Linked DNA regions of Homo sapiens: region 1 is linked to region 2. The links are chromatin loops, found by intact Hi-C in ENCODE. Cell type or tissue: dorsolateral prefrontal cortex. All regions are shown on one strand. Links, peaks and the distances in the headings refer to the core of each region. The heading gives the core; the rest is flanking DNA. Region 1 overlaps POU3F2 (POU class 3 homeobox 2). Region 2 has its middle 300 kb from the start of PNKY.

The links. A loop is a pair of places that touch in the nucleus more often than their neighbours do. Peaks named below come from ENCODE experiments on the same cell type or tissue, not always from the same donor. Only the 100,000 strongest peaks of a DNase experiment are listed, where the experiment ranks them.
Region 1: a loop joins it to region 2, with 3 times the contacts of the local background. A loop is called at or near these places in 1 of 110 quality-filtered maps.

What each region holds. Positions count from the first base shown.
Region 1 is chr6:98,837,407-98,846,415 of GRCh38, forward strand. POU3F2 (POU class 3 homeobox 2) reads left to right here. Exons shown (of 1, transcript NM_005604.4): 1 at 1-2,052. Among named protein-coding and RNA genes, the nearest start is that of POU3F2, 7.3 kb to the left of the region's middle. In dorsolateral prefrontal cortex, for the core only: CTCF peaks have their summits at 163, 2,575 (motif pointing left) and 2,777; DNase peaks (open chromatin) are centred at 2,575 and 3,215; H3K4me3 peaks cover 5,000 bases; H3K27ac peaks cover 5,000 bases; H3K27me3 peaks cover 322 bases.
Region 2 is chr6:98,525,515-98,535,507 of GRCh38, forward strand. No RefSeq gene overlaps it. Among named protein-coding and RNA genes, the nearest start is that of PNKY, 300 kb to the right of the region's middle. RefSeq lists enhancers at 130-710, 711-1,289. In dorsolateral prefrontal cortex, for the core only: no CTCF peak of the experiment used is centred there; DNase peaks (open chromatin) are centred at 4,047 and 5,427; H3K4me3 peaks cover 607 bases.

The DNA of each region.
Region 1 (9,009 bases), core at 1-5,000, 310 kb after region 2:
TAAACTTTGTTTCTCTAATAGCTTTTTTTTTACATAAAAAAAGACCCAGGAACTTAATAGTGTATGCATAAGACTGTGTTTTTTAGCACACAGATACCCACAGCATACACTGACGATCTCCACGCAGTAGACAGGTTTTGTCTTCACTAGCTCATTTGTTTATCAAGTCATATTTAGGGTCCCACACCCTCTTTTCCTGTAATTTATTGCAGAATACACCACTTTGACTTGGACAGCTTTCTGCCCCCTCTTTCACTAAGGAAGGCAAATGAAGTGAAAAAAAAAAATGCCATTTTCAATCCTTCCTTTCTCCCCTTTGTTAATAGTTTTAAGTGAATTTTTGACCTTATCTTAATGGAAAACGGTTAACTCCAAACACAAAAGACTCTACTGGAAAGTGTAGGTGAAAAAACTTGTAACTGTATTGAAAATAAATACCATTAAACTGTGATCAGTTAAAATTTAAAAGAAAAATCAGCACAAAAGGGCGCTAAAAGGGAAAACACTTTTTATTAATCTTAAAAGTTTGGGGGTTTTTTTCCAGTTAGGTATTAGATAAATTTTTATTTTAAAAAATGAAAGTCTCACTACCATAAAATTATGGTTCAGCATCAGATTAGCATTGCACTCAGTAGTCTTTAAGGTTTTAGGAAATATGCTTTATATTGTCTTTTCAAACACCTGTGATTGTTTCATTTTCCATGTTTTTGCAAGATAAATGGTGACTTATAATGGGCATATTTATTTGCCTGTATTTCATTTCCCCCAATGAATGTCACAAGGAGATGGGCACGGAGCTGCTTCGGGTGCATCACGCTGCTCGTTCCTGAGGTATGGGAACTGGCCTTTAGTGAAGCTATCCAGAGCAGGGCAAATAGCCACTGGTAAAGGGAGGAAATGAATTTCCAGATACTTATTACCAAGTAGGTAAGGTCAGAAGCTGGAGTTCAGAGAATGTGTCTACAGCTTCTCTGACTCTTATAGGTTTACTAAGATGAAAGTTACCACTGAACCTTACCACTATGTATATATGTTTAATATCTGTCTTTTGAAATGCAGAAATAGTTTAAATGTTTCTTTGTCTATTTTTCTTTTTTTTTAATGCTACCCAGGGAAATATTTTCATATCATTTTTAAGTGGCCTGCCTCAATGTATATTTATTTCTTTTGAAACAAAAAGGTTCTGGAAACTGTTTTTCTGTAGCTTTAAATGAATAGGTGAGCAAAATCTATATGGGATGTAATTTTTTTGTTCAGTCTCTTAAAAAATACTTTGTTTTGGTACATTTGGTTGTGCTTGTGGGGAAAATAAAAACGCAGAGATCCTTATATATTTATGTTAAAGTAATATTTTATTATCTACATAAAACAGAAATGCACAATACCTTCATAGTTTGTTCTAATTATTGAAATATCTTTATTTTATTTTTAAAGATAGTGCCAAGTTTTAAGGGGGGAAAACCCTAGACCTTAAATTGACTGAGTTGAGTTGTGTGTAAAACACTTCCCTTCCTTTATACTTCATAAAGTTTTGGAATAAATTTTATGCATATACTGCCAGATTTGATGTTCATAACTTTCAGAGGCTTTTTTTTTTTTTAATGGAGACTACTGGTCTAATTCACTTTACTTTGCAAAAACTATCAGTCCCAAATCTTTCAGTCACTATGCCTGTAGCATTAAATTGAAATGGTCATTGGGTTTGAGCTTCAATTTGCTTGCCATTTCATGGTCCTACAAAGAGATGTTTGTCCCCTTTAAACATATGCAGATATGCCTGCATCTTCTTTCCAGGTTAACTATACCTTATTCGATTGTGCTGTTTTGGAGAACATCAGTGGAACTAGGTGGACTTTGATCTCTACCCATAGGTCCTCAAATAATTTGGGATCTACAGAAAAGCAGGATTTAGTAGATTATTATTTTTAATAATTTACAAATATCTCTTAACAAAGAATAACCCTGATAGTATACTATTGTGAGTTTACTAAATGATTAGAAGTAGATCCTATACATTATTCCTGTTTGGTTTGCATAAAAAGATGAATTTTACAATGGTTTATACAATTGTGTCTATTTTTCATTAGGCATACAAATGGGCTTTAAAGCAAGTAAAGAAAAAAAAAGAACATATGGGAGAGATTCAAGCCGTGATGCTAATAACAGATTGTTTCAGACAATCTTAGATGAAACAGTACCAAAATCCGTTTTAAGGTTAGTGAGAATTTCAAGCAGTGTTGGATCAGTTTACAAGTTTGCTGATGTATTTAAAGCCCTCCTTGGAACATTGGTTTAAGTATAAATGTCCATTTTGAAAAGTAGTTTCTGGGCTTATTACATCTGATCATCTTTTCTAACTCCTAGTCAATATTACATGGGTCTCAAACAGATTCCACCAAATGATCTTATCAATAGTCTGAATGAGAAGCGACAGAAAGAAGAAGTGTTTTGTGACCGCAGATATGCTGATGGGTAAAATGTTTAAGCTGGGTATAGATTTGAGTTCTGGGTCAATATTCTCCTCCACTGCAGGCAGAAAACAAGCAGCATCTGCCCTCTGCAGGGCATTTTAGTGGACCTTGAGAAGGCATTTTTGTTCTTAGCCACAGGGGCTGCTGAGTGGAAACCATCACATGTTAAACGTGCACACCATGGTTTTGACCCATGCTTTCTGTTCAGATCCTAAGGCTACTCGAATAGTTGCCACACTGGTTTGGGGAATGTATTACACACTAAGGTGGAAAACCCCATCACTGCCACTGGGAGAAATTTCTGGGGCAGTTGCCCCTAAGATGTTGGCTAGCCGTCACAACAAACCCTTTCTTTCTCCTAAGACAATGCAGAATACAGCTATCCCAAAGACCTCCTGTGTTTCTTCAAAATATGTTACTTGTAAAATTTATGTAATAATATGGGGGAGAAATGACCATGTGAAAAAGAGTTATGTGAAGGTCAGATGGAGGGAATAGCCACAAATAATATTACGTTTGGCCGTCCTAAACATTCTCGGTTCCCACGAAGTAGCCGCCTTTATATTTCAGATGGTAGCAACAAAAGCACTGTTCTCTTCCTCTTCCCTTCCTGCTCCTACCAGTGGAGGCCACACACTGGTTGGCAAAATTTCTGGTGAAATGGCTTTGGTAAAGACACTCATCTACCTTCTTTTTTCAAAAGCAACTAATAAAGAGATGCAACAGCAGCAATGGGGGAGGGGGTGGCATTTGGGTGCATTGGTACCTGCACGTATGTCTATATGCTGCATTCATTTGCTTTTCACTTGCCTTACTTTGGAGGCAGTTTGAGTAGTGCTGGGGAGCCAGGTTAAATTATCTTTCTATCACTAGTCTCTGTGATTTGTCTTGGTTGAATTTTCAAACAGTTTATAGAACTCTGTTCTACATTCTATTGAATTTCAACACAAGTTTAAAAATCAGGCAAAGAATGGAACTTGTACAGAAAAAGAAAGAAGGCTGGTGAAGTGAGGGTCAAAGGTAAAAGTGATTCTTTGGGTCTGCTTGTATATTTCAGTGAGTAGGGCAAAGGACAGTGTTTATTTAAAATGAAAGAAAAAGATGCATCTTGGAGTACTATGAATCTTGATATTATAACTAAATGGAATGTACAACTAAGTTTTTTATAAACATTTTCCCTGTTTAGGAAAGTTTACTTTTCAATGATGCATATTCTTTTAACAAGGGGCAGATGGCCATAGGAAAGAATCAGGGCTTCTGCTACCTATTCCCACCATTTGATTCAGGATGGGAAACAAGGCAAAAGTGGCAGGGGCCTGCCACCCAGCTAACAAATCATGGAATTAACTGACCCAGGTTTTCAGAACTGGTCCTGTGTTATTTTAATGCCTCCTTATCAGGCAGGCATGAGGGTACCAGAAAATGGCTTTTTTCATTTTCCTAAGGCCTTGCTTGGCTGATAAGGAGATAAGGAAACAATGAATATTTTAACATTTTTCTGGTGTTTGGTGGGAAACTGGGAAATTTGTTCCCTCCTTTAAAAGAAGAAAAGTTAATAAACTTAATCATATAGTACCTTCCTTTATCTTAAAGACACCTCTGCTTGACTTAGCTGTTAGAGGTTTTAGAAATAATTTAATATCCCATCAAAACAATCCTGGCCTCTTTTATTGTTCCTAGAATTCTGATTGTTGGTAAGATTAAGTTGCCTTTCTTTTTTTTAAAAAAAAAAGGTCTGAAATGTTATTTAATACACCAGTAAAAGTGCATCTATAGCCTAAAGTTTATTCCTTCCATGTCTTTCTGAGTTTTTATAGCTCTTTGTCTGGGATTTGGGGAGGGGGGGACTTCCATATGCGGTTTGTGCGTGAAGAGCCTAGGCTCTGGAGTGGTCTCTAGTTGGCGGCAAACAGCTCTCTGCTCTCAGAATGGGGAGCTGTCACCTAGAAAAAAAGAAGGAAATAAATCCCCCACAAAGACGTAGTTGTCACCAATTTTAGGAAGACAGGGGAGCACTAGGACCCCATCTGAGGGATATGGAGGGGATTTTGATTGTTATGAATTGTATAAGATTAACTCTCTGTGTGTCGAGCGACGGCAATAGGAAATCTCACTGTGGACTAAATTTGAATTTGCGTCCTTTTTTATTTGGGTAATGTATTTTTCCTCCCACCAGTGTTTCCTTTGGGTTTGTTGTTTAAAAAGGAAAGAAGGAAAAAAAGGCCACACAACAAAAAATATGGCCACAGAGACTTTGGCAGGAGGATGGGAAAAAGAAAGTTTCTTGTGGGTTTGTAACACAAATTAGCCATTGTAAATCACTGGGCTTCAAGGTTCAGGCAAATCTATGTGGAAAGTGTTAGGAGTTCTTTTCCTCCTCCTGTTAAGAAATCTCATTTCGTCAGGGGAACTGTTATGTTCTACAGCACATGATTCTGGAGACAATTATTTGGCATTAATAACTTTTTGTTGATGTTGTTCCCCTAACAAATATTGCTTCAAAATTGGTGCAGCACCTGGACAAGGCGGGCGAGTGTGCTGCCGGCCAACATCTGCTCCTTGCCCAGTCGCAAAAGAGGTACCTTGGCCTTGCCGCGCACCCCCCACCTCGGGGACCCTGGCCGCTGTCGCGAAGGCCCAGACAGCCTAGCTCGGCCGCGCGGGGAGGAGAGAGACAGGGAAAGGAGCGGGGCACTCCCTGCACTCCCAGCCCCGGCCTTCGCTCGGGACGCTGCCAACAGCCCCTGAGTTCCTGCCTGGAAATCAGGGATTCTCTGCGGCTCCCCAGGCTTCGACGCCCGGACCCCCAGGGGAAGGGTCAACAGCTCGGACGTCGAGCTGTTCCACTCTATCGCTTCCCAAGGAAGCGGGCTAGGGGTAACGGGCACGGTTGGTGGGTTTGCCCCCAGCAGAGGCTAGCGGTGGCGATTAGGAGTCCAGATGTCTTGGGTATAGCCGTCGCCCCGGGAAAGTGGGCTCTAGACGCAGGAGTTGGCAAGCCCTCTCTGGGGGCACGCGTGGCTGGGGCAGAGGTGCAGTGGGCCTAGGAGTGACAAGGGTTCGAGGCCCGGAGGAGAGTCTCCTAGCTTTTTGCCTGCCCGGCTTTTCCACTTGACTCTGCAGAGTCGGGCCCAGGACATTGCACCTGCATGGCAGAGGCAACTGTGGAAGATGGTGCCCCAAGAGAAAGAGGGAGATGAGACAAGTGCAGGAAGACTGGAGAGGAAAGGGGGACAGCTGCCCAGGGAAGTACAGTAATCTGGGCTTTTCCTGCTTTTTTGAGGGGGGCGGGCGGTATTTGTGAGAATGAAGGGGGACAGCTGAGAGCTGGGGAGCAAAGTTCTGAGGCAGGTTTCCTTCAGCTCCCACCCATCAAACTTCTGGGTGTTTCTGACCTCAGCTCCCTGCTTCCAATGAAGAGGAACCTACTCTTTAAGAGCTGAAGCACGGGGGAAAACGAATTCTTAGACCCCCTGGAAACCACTCCCCTGCTGGGCCTAAAGTCAGTTCCCTAGAGAAGGGAGCCCGGGAGACCCTCTGGGCACCCCGGCATCTCAAGCCAGAGCTGAGGGCCCGGAAAGTGAGGGGCCGCGCCTCAGTACTGGAGGCCTAGAGTCCATCTCCGCGAACTGGGGGCTCTCAGGGCCCGCAGAAATCCCCCTTAGCCCTCCGAGGCCCCTGGAAGGAGTCGCCCCGGGAGAGGAAATCACTCAGCTCTGAAAAGCGTCGCAAACGGGCGGTGGGAGAGTTCTAAAGCGGCCTTTCGCCTCTCGGAGGAGGTGAGGCCGAGCTGGGGATGTGCGGGTTTGGGGCCCAGAACTGCACCGCAGGGCCGCAGAGGCGGGAAGCTGGCCGGAGAGGAGTGGGAAGGCGACCAAGGGCAGCAGCAGGGGCTCCTGCGGGGCGCAGGTCTGTGCTGGCGCCGGGCCTGGCCTCTGCAGGCTCGGCGGAGCCTCCCGATTGCTCCCGCCGCACCCGCCCGCGGCCACTCACCCGGCCCCGCGGCCAGCCCGGGCGGGGTCGCACGCAAACAAGGATGCTTCTATTTACTCGCCTCTGCCTGTAGATTTCTAAGACATTCAGCAGGCACAATCATTAAACTAATTTGTGTTTGATTGTTTGGGCGGACGGAGGGTAGTTTTATTGCGCTAAGCATTCAAGCAGGCACGCATCGCTGATTACCAGTATACATTAAATAAAGTTGTTTGTACACATTGTCTTACCACATATAGGCAGAGGCTTATTATTCTAATTACTCTAATTAGTGCATTGAAATGTTTTCTACTTGATTTGAGGAGACAGTGATTAGTTCTATTACTTCTTTTAACTCGTATTTTATGGAAAACTGTTGGTGCATGTTCAAATTACTTTATTTGCCCCTGGAATATAACGCTGACCCAAATGCAGTGAACTGCACGGCCCTTGTGGGGCCCCAACTTTGATGTGGGCCTCGGCTTGGAAGAGGCGTCTGTTATTTATTATTTCCCTCCCACCAGCGTAGCCTGGTCTCCCAGCGCCGTGCCCGCCGCCCCCGCCCCATCCTGCGCCCCAGATGCGCGCCCCGCTTGGACCAGTCCGAGCAGAGGGGGGTTCCGAAATCTGCTCGGACGCAGCATCGCTGGCCGCCTGCCCCGCTAGTTCCCCGAGTGCGATTACTTTTTAAAGGCTCCTTTAAGCATATTTCCGTGAATCTGTTTCTTGTGCTTTAATGTTACTATTAATTGATAAGATCAGCTCATCAAACATACTATTTCGATAGGGAATTGTAATTAAAACCTTAATCCTGTTTGAGACTTTCTTCTCTCTCTAAATTCCTTTTTCTTATGAAAGGGGTGCAAAGTTCACTACAAAAAGTACTATAACAGGGAGATTAATTCGTTATCTAAATAACAATCTTTGCTATTGATCCAACGTACTTTCCGCCACCTTTTGTGTTGGTCCGGGAGGCCCTTAAAAAAGAGAATATACAAAGCAGAAGATCTGGACCAAGCCCCACCGACTCCGATAGACTTGGGAGAGCGAGGGGATCCGCGGTCCGCCCCCCTTAACCACAGTCTGAGGAAGCTTCAGAAGTGGGTCCTGGCCGTCCCAGGCGATGCCACTGGGGAAGCGCAGCGCTAGAGCCGCGGGCCTGGGAGCCGGGCTCCTCCACAGTCCTCTCCCCTCGCAAAGGGAGATCTGATCTGCTCAGTCTCTAGGTAAATATTCGACCGATTCTGCTTTTACTTTTAATATTTAAACTTGGATTATCCCGTCTCCAAATGCGCGTTCCTAACCTTTGCCAGTGGCTGGGATGTAATAAATCCTGGCGGGGCCGGGGCGCTCAGCCTCCCCAGGTCGCGGCCGCTGCCTCCCTCCCCCGTCCCGCCCCGCCCCGCGGGCCCCGGCCTGTCCGCCCCTCGCCGCCCGCAGCGAAAGCCGCGCCGGAATGAAATCAGCGCCTCCCCGCAGCTGACGGCTGAGCATCCTGGGCGCTGGCAGGCGGGGGAGGCCGCCCTTTATCCCGGCTGAGGAGTCCTCGGGGGCTGCAGATGGAGCCGCGGCTACCCGGAGGAGAAAGAGCCCGGCTTCGTGGAGGCAGCAGCCCCCAGGCATAGGAGGGGGTAGCAAGTGGGGCCAGGGGCCGGGAGGTTGGGCGGGGTCTATGGTTTGTATGTGTTGGGTGGCGGGTCGGGGAAGGTACCCTTTCCAAACCTATCTCCCCTCCTCGCTAGCCCTTTTAAAAAGGTGGTGGCCCCAGTTTGAGAATAAGCCCCAGCGTCTCTGAAGCCACGAGGACCGTTTGTGCTCCCAAGTCAACTCAGTATTCCGAGATTTTCTTCTTTTCTAAGAGCTTCACCCCCTCCCCACACCCTCCTTCTTTCCGTCTAACAAAGTCTTCTTTCCCCCACGCACAGACTTGTTATGTAACAAAGTCTCCCAGGCGAGTTTAACTGGAGAATAAAGGACACCCTAGCCCCACCCCTCCTTTCCTTTCCCTTCCCTCCTTCCTCCCCGCTCTCTTCCCTCAGTGCATCTGTTCTCCAGGACTTCTGTCCTCGCACCCAAGAAAGCGGCGGGCCTTAGCCGAGTAGAACTTTGGCGCCCCACAGTGGCATCGGCTCGGAACTACCTTTGATTTTACAGCCTCCCAGTCAGCACAACTGTTTTTGTTTCAGATCCAATTCTCCTTCCCCTTACTCCTCTCCTTCCTCACTCTACATTCTTTCCCTCAACCCCTCCTAGGCAAACACTTATGAAGGTGACTACGCATATGACCCCTACAAGGGTTTCTAAACATTTAGTTCTAGGTAATTCCTGAGTAGATATTTGAAAAGTTTAGCCAGAAAAGACACTACGTTCTATACCAGAAAAGTTCCCAAAGGTAGGAAGAAAGAATCACTTCCCCAGTTCCTTAGTTCCTACATGTTGAGGCTGTAGCAGATAAGTCTTTAGTCTCTCTAAGGAGCCTCAGCTTTTGGCAGGCATTAAGACCAGAATACCAGGTTAGAAGCCACGGTTAATAACAGGTACAATGCTTCAATCAGCAAAAATGGAG
Region 2 (9,993 bases), core at 2,122-7,121:
ACCTAAAAGAAAATGTCTCTAAGCACAGAAAAGTATCTGCACCCACTTACAGGGCACCAGTACTGCTATGGGCTAGCTTTCTCGGGCTTCTCCAAGTTGAAGGGTCACATCGTATAGGGTGGTGCAAAAGTAATTTGGGTTTTTGCCATGGAAAGGAGTACTATCTTATCCAGAAGACAGAGACTCCAGAACACAGGGAGGCAGTCTTTGTCTCCTTCTTCTATTTCCCAAATCAACTTCTCCCGGATTAGTTCAAATCTAAAGCATGTTGCTGGCACTTTCCTTGCACTGCCACCTCCAACAGCCTCCATCACCTTCACTCTCACTCATGTCCTTTAGGCCTCGAAACACAATGCTTTGATAAAATACCAAGATGCCTATTCCCACCCCCTTTCATTTTAATCCCCAATACACGGACCAGTCTCAGTGAGTTTTACCAGCCTGGTGGCTGAGGTTGGAGTCCCGAGATCAGGGCAGGCATCTGGATGCCTAAAGGAAGAATCCAGTCATGTGACATAGAAATTGTTTACTTTCCAAATCACAGTTGCTGCAGCCCAGGAGAAAACTTGTCAAGCCTGCAGGGTGCAAGAAGACAATGGGGGTTTGCTCTGATACGGTAATGGTTGCCTTTGTGTTGCACTAATTGCTCAGCCCCAGTGCTTATTTGGCTCAGCAGTGAGAGGAGGGGTCTTACTTTGGCTTTCTCCAGTTTGATGTAATCTTAGATAAACCTACCAGACTCTTCTTTTCTTAAAATAACGCACCTCAGAATGCGATAGTCTATGTGGTCACTTAAACATAAGAAACCTGCTCAATCAGAGCAAACAGAATTAACGGTTTTAAATGATCAGTACCTGCCCATAATAATAAATAATTATTCATGTAGCAAAGTCAGACAAAGTAGTTTAGCATCATATACAAGATTTTAATCATCTTTAAGGTCCTCAGTCCAAAAGAAATTAATTACATAAGCACCATATATGTCTTTAGTAATATGGAGAATATCCTCCTGCCCTCGCTTGAACAAGAGTCAAGTATACATTACCGGAATCAGTAAAAGGGACAGCCACACTCCAAATCTGGCATCAAGACTTCCCTGTATTCACAAAGAGTAAACAGGGGAGCCTGACAAGCATCAGGACTCGACCTGGATAATGGGCCTTGATCCAATAAACTGTGTTCAATGATTGCTCCAGCAAAGTGGCCGGGCTCTCACCAGACACTCTAAGCTCTTTCTTACAGCACTACAGGGACAGCTCTGACTTCTTCATTAATACGACAACTTTAGCAGCAGTGATTCAGTTACCTATAAAAAATACACTCTATTGACAAAGATTATGTACAGAAAAACAGGAAAATTTAAACAGTGGACTGTGAAAAACATCTGGGAACTTGTCAAAAAAGCAAAAACTAAGCTGCTTCCCCAGAAAATAAGGGAAACACAAGCACAGGGCAACATTTCTCTTTCCTACACAGCTTTGTCATGTGGGGACTTAACCACGAGCACATAGAGGAGCTTTCAGATGTAGCTGTGAGAACTTATACAAATGTATAGAAAGTTCTCTGAAATACCTAAAAATATTGCCATGTACACTTTATAGAACTTTTGAGTTTACAGTGTGTGCTGCTCTTCTATGCATGTCATATAAGGCTAGAGAGAATAAGAGAAAATAAATATTTTTCCTTTACTATCTATTAGTTCTGGGCTAGTCACTTATTTAGTGGGGTTATTTCAGTAGGAGAGAGGGAGCTTGATCATTTCTTTCTAAGAGAACAAACAAGGATGCATACTTTTCAGCTTGTACTGAAAGGTGACTTTATGACAGTTCTTGCTATTCTGCCACCACAGTATTAGATTTTTATTACTGCATAACAAAGGACCACAAATTTAGCAGCTTCTAACACCCATTTATTGATTCACAATTTCCATCTGTTGAAGTGTGGACATGGTGTGACTGGGTTTTCTGCTCAGAGTCTCACAAGGCTAATATTCAGGTGGTATCCATTCTCATCTGGAGCTTACAGTCCTTTTCCATGGTCATGAAGTGGTGGTAGAGTTCAATTCCTTGCGGTTGTAGGACTAAGGTCCCTGTTCCTTTGCTGGCTTTCCTCCAGATGCTAGACTCAGCTCCTAGACAATACTCCCATTTCTTATAATGTGACCCCCTCATCTTCGAAGCTAGCAACAAAGAATCTCCCTTGCATCAAATCCTTCTCACACTTCAAATCTCTTTCTTCAGGAAAAGCCCTGTCCCTTTTAGGGACTCACCTGATTAGATTGGATTCAACCAGGATAATCTCCCTTTCTTAAGGGCAAGTAATTTCAGGCCTTAATTACATCTGCAAAATCTCTTCACAGAAGTTTCAGGAGTAGTGTTTGATTGGATAAGTGGGAGGAGGTGTGTACATACCCAGGGCCAGGACTCTCAGAGGTCTTCTTAGAACTCTATACCTACTAGAACTGCTTGAAAAACTGAAAAGCCTTCAGAAAAAATCCTAACATGACTCTCACCATCAGGCGAATCTTCAAGGAATCTGCTCTGCACCAGTCAAAGATATGGAAGTTCGCCTTTAGGGTTATGGTGATGTGATGGCAAATGCTGGGGCTGCACAATCTCAGTTGTCTTTGAGGATGAGCATAAATGCCCCACCGATGAGCCTGAATATGGAACACAGAGTCTGGGTCACTCTTTCCAGAGGACAGAGAAGCTTGAAAATCAAGTGAGGAAGGGGTTATTTTAACTCCTTTCTTTAATTCTCTGTAAAGGGGAACCAAGCTCCTCTATTCCTAGGCACAAACATGCAAACATGACCAGCTTGGCCTTCTCTTGAAGTTTGCCCCAGAATTGACAAGAGGCAGATAGATCCAGTCACCTGTTATTACTGCAGACAGGCTGTTTAACTCCCCAGTTACATGTGTAAATGACTAAGAGGACACTTCACCCTCATCTCCATAGAATGGCACTTTAGAAAGATAAATTTTATGACCTAATTCTTAGATGCAGACTGAGAAGGAATTAGTTTAAAAAGAAAAATTCTTCTTTTCATAACTTAAAAGTGAAAGTGACCTCAAGGGGCAAAAATGAAACTGAATGTCTTCTTCTTTTTTTTTTTTTTTTTATTACAGTAGGCTTTTTTCCCCGTTTTTTCCTCCATTAAAGTAAAAAAAGCTAACTAAGTCTTAGACAGCTTAGAAGTTTTTTGAATTCTTCTAAGTTCTAACCATAGCTTTGGTCTGGTATTATTCTAAACACTCTCTGGGTTAGATAATTTTTCTTCATTATGAATCTTAAAATGGAAATTTTAACAGGTTAGCACTTCTTTCCCAAGAAGGGAGATCATTAATATGTAAAAACCCATGTGAGGAATAACATCTCCTTGCTCCCCACATTCCCTGCCTCGTCGCCCACCCACTGCCGTGACTACAGGGGCACATGCCCAGTGCCTGATCAATTTCAGAAAACTCAGCTCATGGTCAGAGAATAGGGAAGTGGGGAAGCCTGAGGAGCAGAAACAAAAAAATGGAGATGATCAGAAGGCAAATGAGTGACCAGGGACAGAAAGAGTGTAGAGACGGGGACCTAGTAGCTTGAGGCTTATGGCCTTAGAGCTACATGTGTTCCATCCTTGACAACAGACCATAGCGATCACATGACATTAAGGAGGTTACAACCAATGCAAGCAAGAAAACTAAAATGACAGTCATCTTGGTCAGATAAATGAATTAATAGGAAAACACAGCTATTTTTGCTATGATGCTATCTTTATTATGACAGTTGTCCACTCTTACTCTCTCCTGAACTTATAATAATCATAATCATAATATGTTGATGAATATTATGTGTCCACTTGACTGGATGTCCAGAGAGCTGGTAAAGCACTATCTCTGGATGTGTCTGTGAGGGTATTTCTGGGAGAAATTAGTGTAAGGAAAATGGATATGCTGCAGTCAAGAATAGGCCAAGGCAGACATCTGGTCCGGCGAGACTCAATGACTTTGGAGTGCAGGCGCACAACTCTGCTCATTATGTAGCCACGCCCACATGAGCTCGTGTTTGGCTCAGAGCCGCTATTGTCTGTAAAAGCCACTATTGTCTGGAGAAGGTGCTGAAGCAACTGGAAGCAGAGAGCACCCATAGGGAGTGAGGTTTTGCCAGCGGGTAGACGGGCATTTTTGACTGTGCTGCAAGAAGTGCACACCCAGTCCCTGAGGGATGCAGCGCAGGTGGGGGCCCTCCAGGCACAGGTGGGGCATCTGGAGGCCCAGCCACACAGCTCAGAAAAAGAGTTAGAAGCTGCCATGAATGGGAACCTCCAGGCACAGGTGGGGCACCTGGAGGCCTAGCTACAGAGCTTGGAAAAGGAATTAGAGGCTGCTGGAAATGCAGGCCTGGAGGTCATCGGCAGTACCTAGGGGTCTGCTCCATAAAGAAAGGGAAGATGCCCCACCCGCAGAGGACCCCCCCACACACACAACGAGAGCAAAGGGAGCTCCAACGAGTTACACACTCACAGATGTGGATAGATTTTATTTTGGCCAGGGGTGACAGAGAGAAAATCGATAATCAGCCCAATGAAGCACTCTTAACTTTGTGGAGACAGTTGTCTCCAGAGCAGCAATTCCAGAAAATGCCCAAGGAGGGAGAAGGACATTGCTCTGTGACCCAGTCCCACCCAAGCACTCCAGTTCAAAGACTACATGCTGCAGCCAGGTGGAGGGGTAAAGCCTTTTCTGTTTGATTAAGGAACTAGAAGAGGTGCCCAGCTTGGGGGAACAACGGACAACTGGAGTTCACATGTGGAATTAGTGATCCACTGGTCCCCCACCAATGTATAGTGGGTGCTGGCACTGGCGGATACTGGCGCAGATTGCAGCCTTGTTTATGGGAACCCGGATAAATTTCTGGGCAAACCTGCTCACATTGACGGTTATGGAGGCCAGTCAGTGAAAGTGAAATCTGTATCTCTGCATCTTGGCATCGGCTGTTTGGCTCTCCGTTTATATACTGTTTATGTCTCTCCCATACCGGAATACATTCTCGGGGTGGATGTTTTACATGGCTTGGCAGCTGTTCTATCACAGATTTGATGAATCGCTTGATGACGGAGTTGGGACAGTACTACTGTGGTGGGCTTAGCTATTGCATTTGTTTTTCTAGAGAGCCAGGAACAGTTTGCCTTCAGGGTAGGGCAACAATGGACTTTCACAGTGTTGCCACAGGGCTGTATGCATAGCCCCACCATATGTCATGGTCTTGTTGATAATATTATGTTAGCCTCTGATTCTCTTGCAGATTTAGAAGCAGCAACACTCCTCTTGCCTGAGATTGGAATGATGTGGCTGAGACCGCCTTCCTGGCAGCCAAGCAGGCTATTCAGCCGGCACAAGCCCTACAGCTGGTTGACAAGGGGTGCCCGTTTGAGCTGGATGTGCATGTGACCACAGATGGTTTCGGTTGGGGCCTGTGGCAACACGTGGAGTGCCTGAGAATGCCAGTAGGCTTTTGGTCCCAACTGTAGAAGGAGCTGAGCTCCAGTATTCCTTGATGGAAAAGCAGCTAGAAGCTGCATGTGCCACCCTTCAGGCTCATGAGAGTGTGACAGGATGGGCAACAGTCATCATGAGGGCAACTTACCCAATAGTGGGGTGGGTGCATTCATGAGTGACAAACCCCCGGACTGGGACAGCACAGACACCCACTTTAGCAAAGTGGGTGCTTACTTACAACAGCAAAGTATGATGAATACAAGCCCCTTAGCAGCAGAGTTGCAAGAGGTCTTGGGACCTGTAGTCCTAATGCAAGATAAGGCCATGGGGCCTGAGGCACCCTTAGACCTGAAGCCTTCACCTTTTAAGGAAAGGCACCCCCCATTTCTGATGAGGAATGGTATAAGGATGGGTCTAGCCAGGGTGCTGCTACTGCCTGGACTGCTGTCATGGTCCAGCTAGTACTGACACCATATGGTTTGATACCAGCTATGAACAAAGTAGCCAATGGGCTGAACTCAGGGCAGTGTGAATGGTGATCACCAAGGAGGTGACACCTGTGGTAATCTACACCCATAGCTGGGCAGTTTATCAAGACTTAACCTTGTGGTTAACTACCTAGAAGTTACAGAAGTGGCTAGTCGGTCACTGGCCCATGTAGAGTCAAGCCACGTGGCAAAACCTATGGGAGGAAGGATGACCTCCTCCGGCCAGATATGGGGACAAACGGTAACCTGTTGTTGGCTGCCCCAACGCCCCTAAAGGTAGGGAAATAAAAACCTGGCTTAACGTATAAAGCAACATTGGGGTAATGTCACCATAGGGTGGTTGCCTGCCATAACCTAGAGTTGTTGCCCCCTGTATTACTGCTGTGTCCTCTGGGTCCAGGGTTCCACCCTGTGGGTGGGTCTCCCCACTAGAAAAACTCCCTCAGCCTAGGAGGTGGAATACATTCCTATGTATCAGACCTGTCTGTCCAGGGCCTGTGCGCCCTGAGCCTGCATACAAGGCCTATGTGTCGGACCTGCATGTTTGGGGCCTGTGTGCCCAGAGCCTATGTATGAGGCCTATTTGTCAAACCTGTGTGTCCAAAGCCTATGTCTCCCTCAGCCTAGTGGGTGGAGTATAAAGAAAATGGATGTGCTGTGGTCAATAATAGGCCAAGGCAGACATCTGGTCCAGCATGACTCAGAAAGTTTGGAGCGCAGGTACACAACTCCATTCATTATGTAACCACACCTCATGAAGTGCATTAGGTGATTACCCACATGAGCTCGTGCTTGGCTCGGAACCACTATTGTCTGTAAAAGGTATAATTACCCTGCTAATGCTGTACGTATGGCTCACACCCAGACTCACTCCTGGCCAGAGAGAGAGTAAATCAATGTCGAAACTTTCTACGATTCCTCAAGTGTTTTTCCAGCTACCTGCCACTCGCCCACCAACTCCCCTTGGGCCTCAGTTAGAACCTGACATTAGCATTTGGATCAGTAAGAAGTGAGAGGAAGATCACTCTCACGAATGTGGGTAGGCATCATCCAGTCTATTGAGGGCACCAATAGGACAAAAGCAGGAAAAGGGGCGAATTTGCTCTTTGCTTGAACTGGGATATCCATCTTCTACCCTCTAAATCAGCCCTCCTGATTCTTAGTTCTTGCAGTCTGGACTGGAACTATACCACAGGCTTTCCTATACCACAAGCTTTCCTCCAGCTTACAGAGAACAGATTGTGGGACTTCTCAGCCTTCATAATTTCATGAGTCCATTTCTCCTGAGAAATCTTTCTTTGTATCTGTCTCTCTATATCTATGTATTTAGGTTCTGTTTCTCTGCAGAACCCTTATACAAACGGAAAACTCATATGCAACACATGTCTATACCAAATATTGTTCTAAAGTGCTTTATGTTAACTCATTTAATCTTCACAACAACACATAATATAGGTTATATTATTATCCCTATTTTAAAGAGGAGGAAAATGAATTCAAAGTAACTTGATCAAGGATATTTGGTAGTAAATGGTCCAACCAGAAATCTGTGGAAATCAAAGTTAATTATGTATAAAAAGGGAATATGCTGCTATGGGCACCACAATAGTCTCCACAGCTCAGTATCTTGCTTTTATATATTTCATAAAAGAATGTGAGCTATAGAGGAGAATACTATGCATATAGAAGTGGAATAGAAGAAAAATTGAAACATGTTTCCTAATGACAAATAGATGATACATATGGATATTAAACTGAATAACTTCCTCTTTGGCACGGTAGGGATTATTATTTTTTCATTATTAAATTAAACGTGGTAGCTAGATGTGAATCCAAGAAGCTACAAAATGAGAAGTTCCACAATGTCATGGGGTAAGCAATACTAGGTGCCAGGACATCCGGGTTCAATTCTTACCATTTAGCCATGAAACCGTTATTGTCTTGACCAGTTTGTTTTGTACAATAGATATAAAAAATGCCCCCACTTAGTTTATGTTCGTAGGTTCTTAGTAAGTGAAATAAAAGATAGATGTACATGTATTTGGAAAAGAATACAATTCTCTAGAAGAATAGTGTCTAAAAATAAGTTTCCAAGTATGCATACGTGTTTGCAAAGTTGCCTACATTTATACAAAAGAAAGAGAGGAAAGAGCTCATGGCAGAAATGGTTCAGGATCCCATTTTCTTACATAAAGAACAGGGACCATGGAGATTCAACTGGTTCGTATTAGTGATCTCCATTCATAGATGAACTGTCACCAGTAGAGCATATTACTGAGAGGAGAAAGAATCATCATGCTTACATCCATGAACAAAATGAAATCCCAGACAGGCTTTATCTGAAACACCAAGACATTGAAAGGAAAAGGAAATACCCAAATGCTGGCTGGCTTTTGCAGCTAGTTACTAGCCATCTATATACAAAGACATAGAAATTGTAGTACATGTATTCTGAATTGCTATATCCTTCTAGAATCAACAGCAAAAAACAGATATACTCAATCACATTTGAAGGATAAAATTTTCCATTAGCCTTATTATCTTTTACATATGTAGATGTCTCTTTTCAGTGGGAGTCAAAGTTATTTACAAACCACAAAATGTATTTTCTAATTCTTCTTCCTATCTATCAAAAACACAAAGGAATACAAAAACCTTGGCAATGCAATGTTCTTATTAATTGCAGAAAATTTTCAAAGTATATTCAATTCAACAACTTTTTTTTTTTTTTTTTTTTTTTTTTTTTGACCAAGTCTCACTCTGTCGCCAGGCTGGAGTGTAGTGGCACAATCTCGGCTCACTGCAACCTCCACCTCCTGGGTTGAAGTGATTCTTGTGCCTCAGCCTCCCAAGTAGCTCACCCAGCTAATTTTTGTAGTTTTAGTAGAGACAGAGTTTCACCATGTTGGCCAGGATGGTCTCAATCTCCAGACCTCGTGATCCACCCGCCTCGGCCTCCCAAAGTGCTGGGATTACAGGTGTGAGCGACTGCTCCAGACTACGTCCAGCCCAATTCAATAACTTTTAAGTTAAGTGAGTATGATTTGTGTTTATTATGCTGAATATGTGTAAGAAATATACAAAAAAATCTACAAAGACACAATCCAAGTAGGGCACCAAAGCAGGTGAAAGTAAAGACGGTATAAGACAATGCTTATACAACAAGAAAATTGCCATGTCAGATGGCCTTAGGTATGAAGAAGACATTTGATCTGAGCCTTTCAGAAGACTTTTACCAGGTGTAGGCTGGAAGCAGACATCCAGGGTTAGGGTGCACTGTAAGGAAAAGTATAAGAATAGACTGGAACAGAGCTTTACAGGGAAGACTGGAGAGCATAAAATGGATAGAGGCAGAAATGAGAGCCTACACAGAGGGACACAGTTTATAAAAGATATTGAAAGCCAAGCTACCAATTTTAACAAGATGTTTCAGCTGAACCATTGAAGGATTTTGAAAGTAGCCATTCTATAAATGAAGCTGTGCTTTAGGAAAATTCATCTTACATCACTGTGGGATCAGTTTGAACAGGGAAAGACTCGAGATCATGACCAATCAGAGATGACTGCACTAGGATAGGCAAGAGGTACAGCAAATTAGGACAGAAATGTAGGAATGAGACAGAAAGAAAGACATGGCAAATGGTGCAAAAGAACAGGCAGAATTTTATTCTGCAAGTATATAATATCTGTGAAATCACAATACTGTAAATGATGTTAATTTGTTTTGTTTTATAATTAACTGACAAATTATGGAAAATCTCTGTTACAAGAAAAGAGAAGGGCAACACTGTTCACTTTCACGATATCAAAATAATGGCATTGCTATCAGAGACCAGGAGGCAGAACAGGGAAGAGGTGATGGAAAAGCTGTGAGCGTTAATGTCCTTATCTCTCCTGATGAGGGGTCAAGAAATACTGCTCATGTTTGATCAGACAAAAAGTAGAGGTCTAAACAGAGTTATTGAGGTTCTAGAGTCAACCAGTGAAGGCATTAAAGCTAGTATCATAACTAGGTTG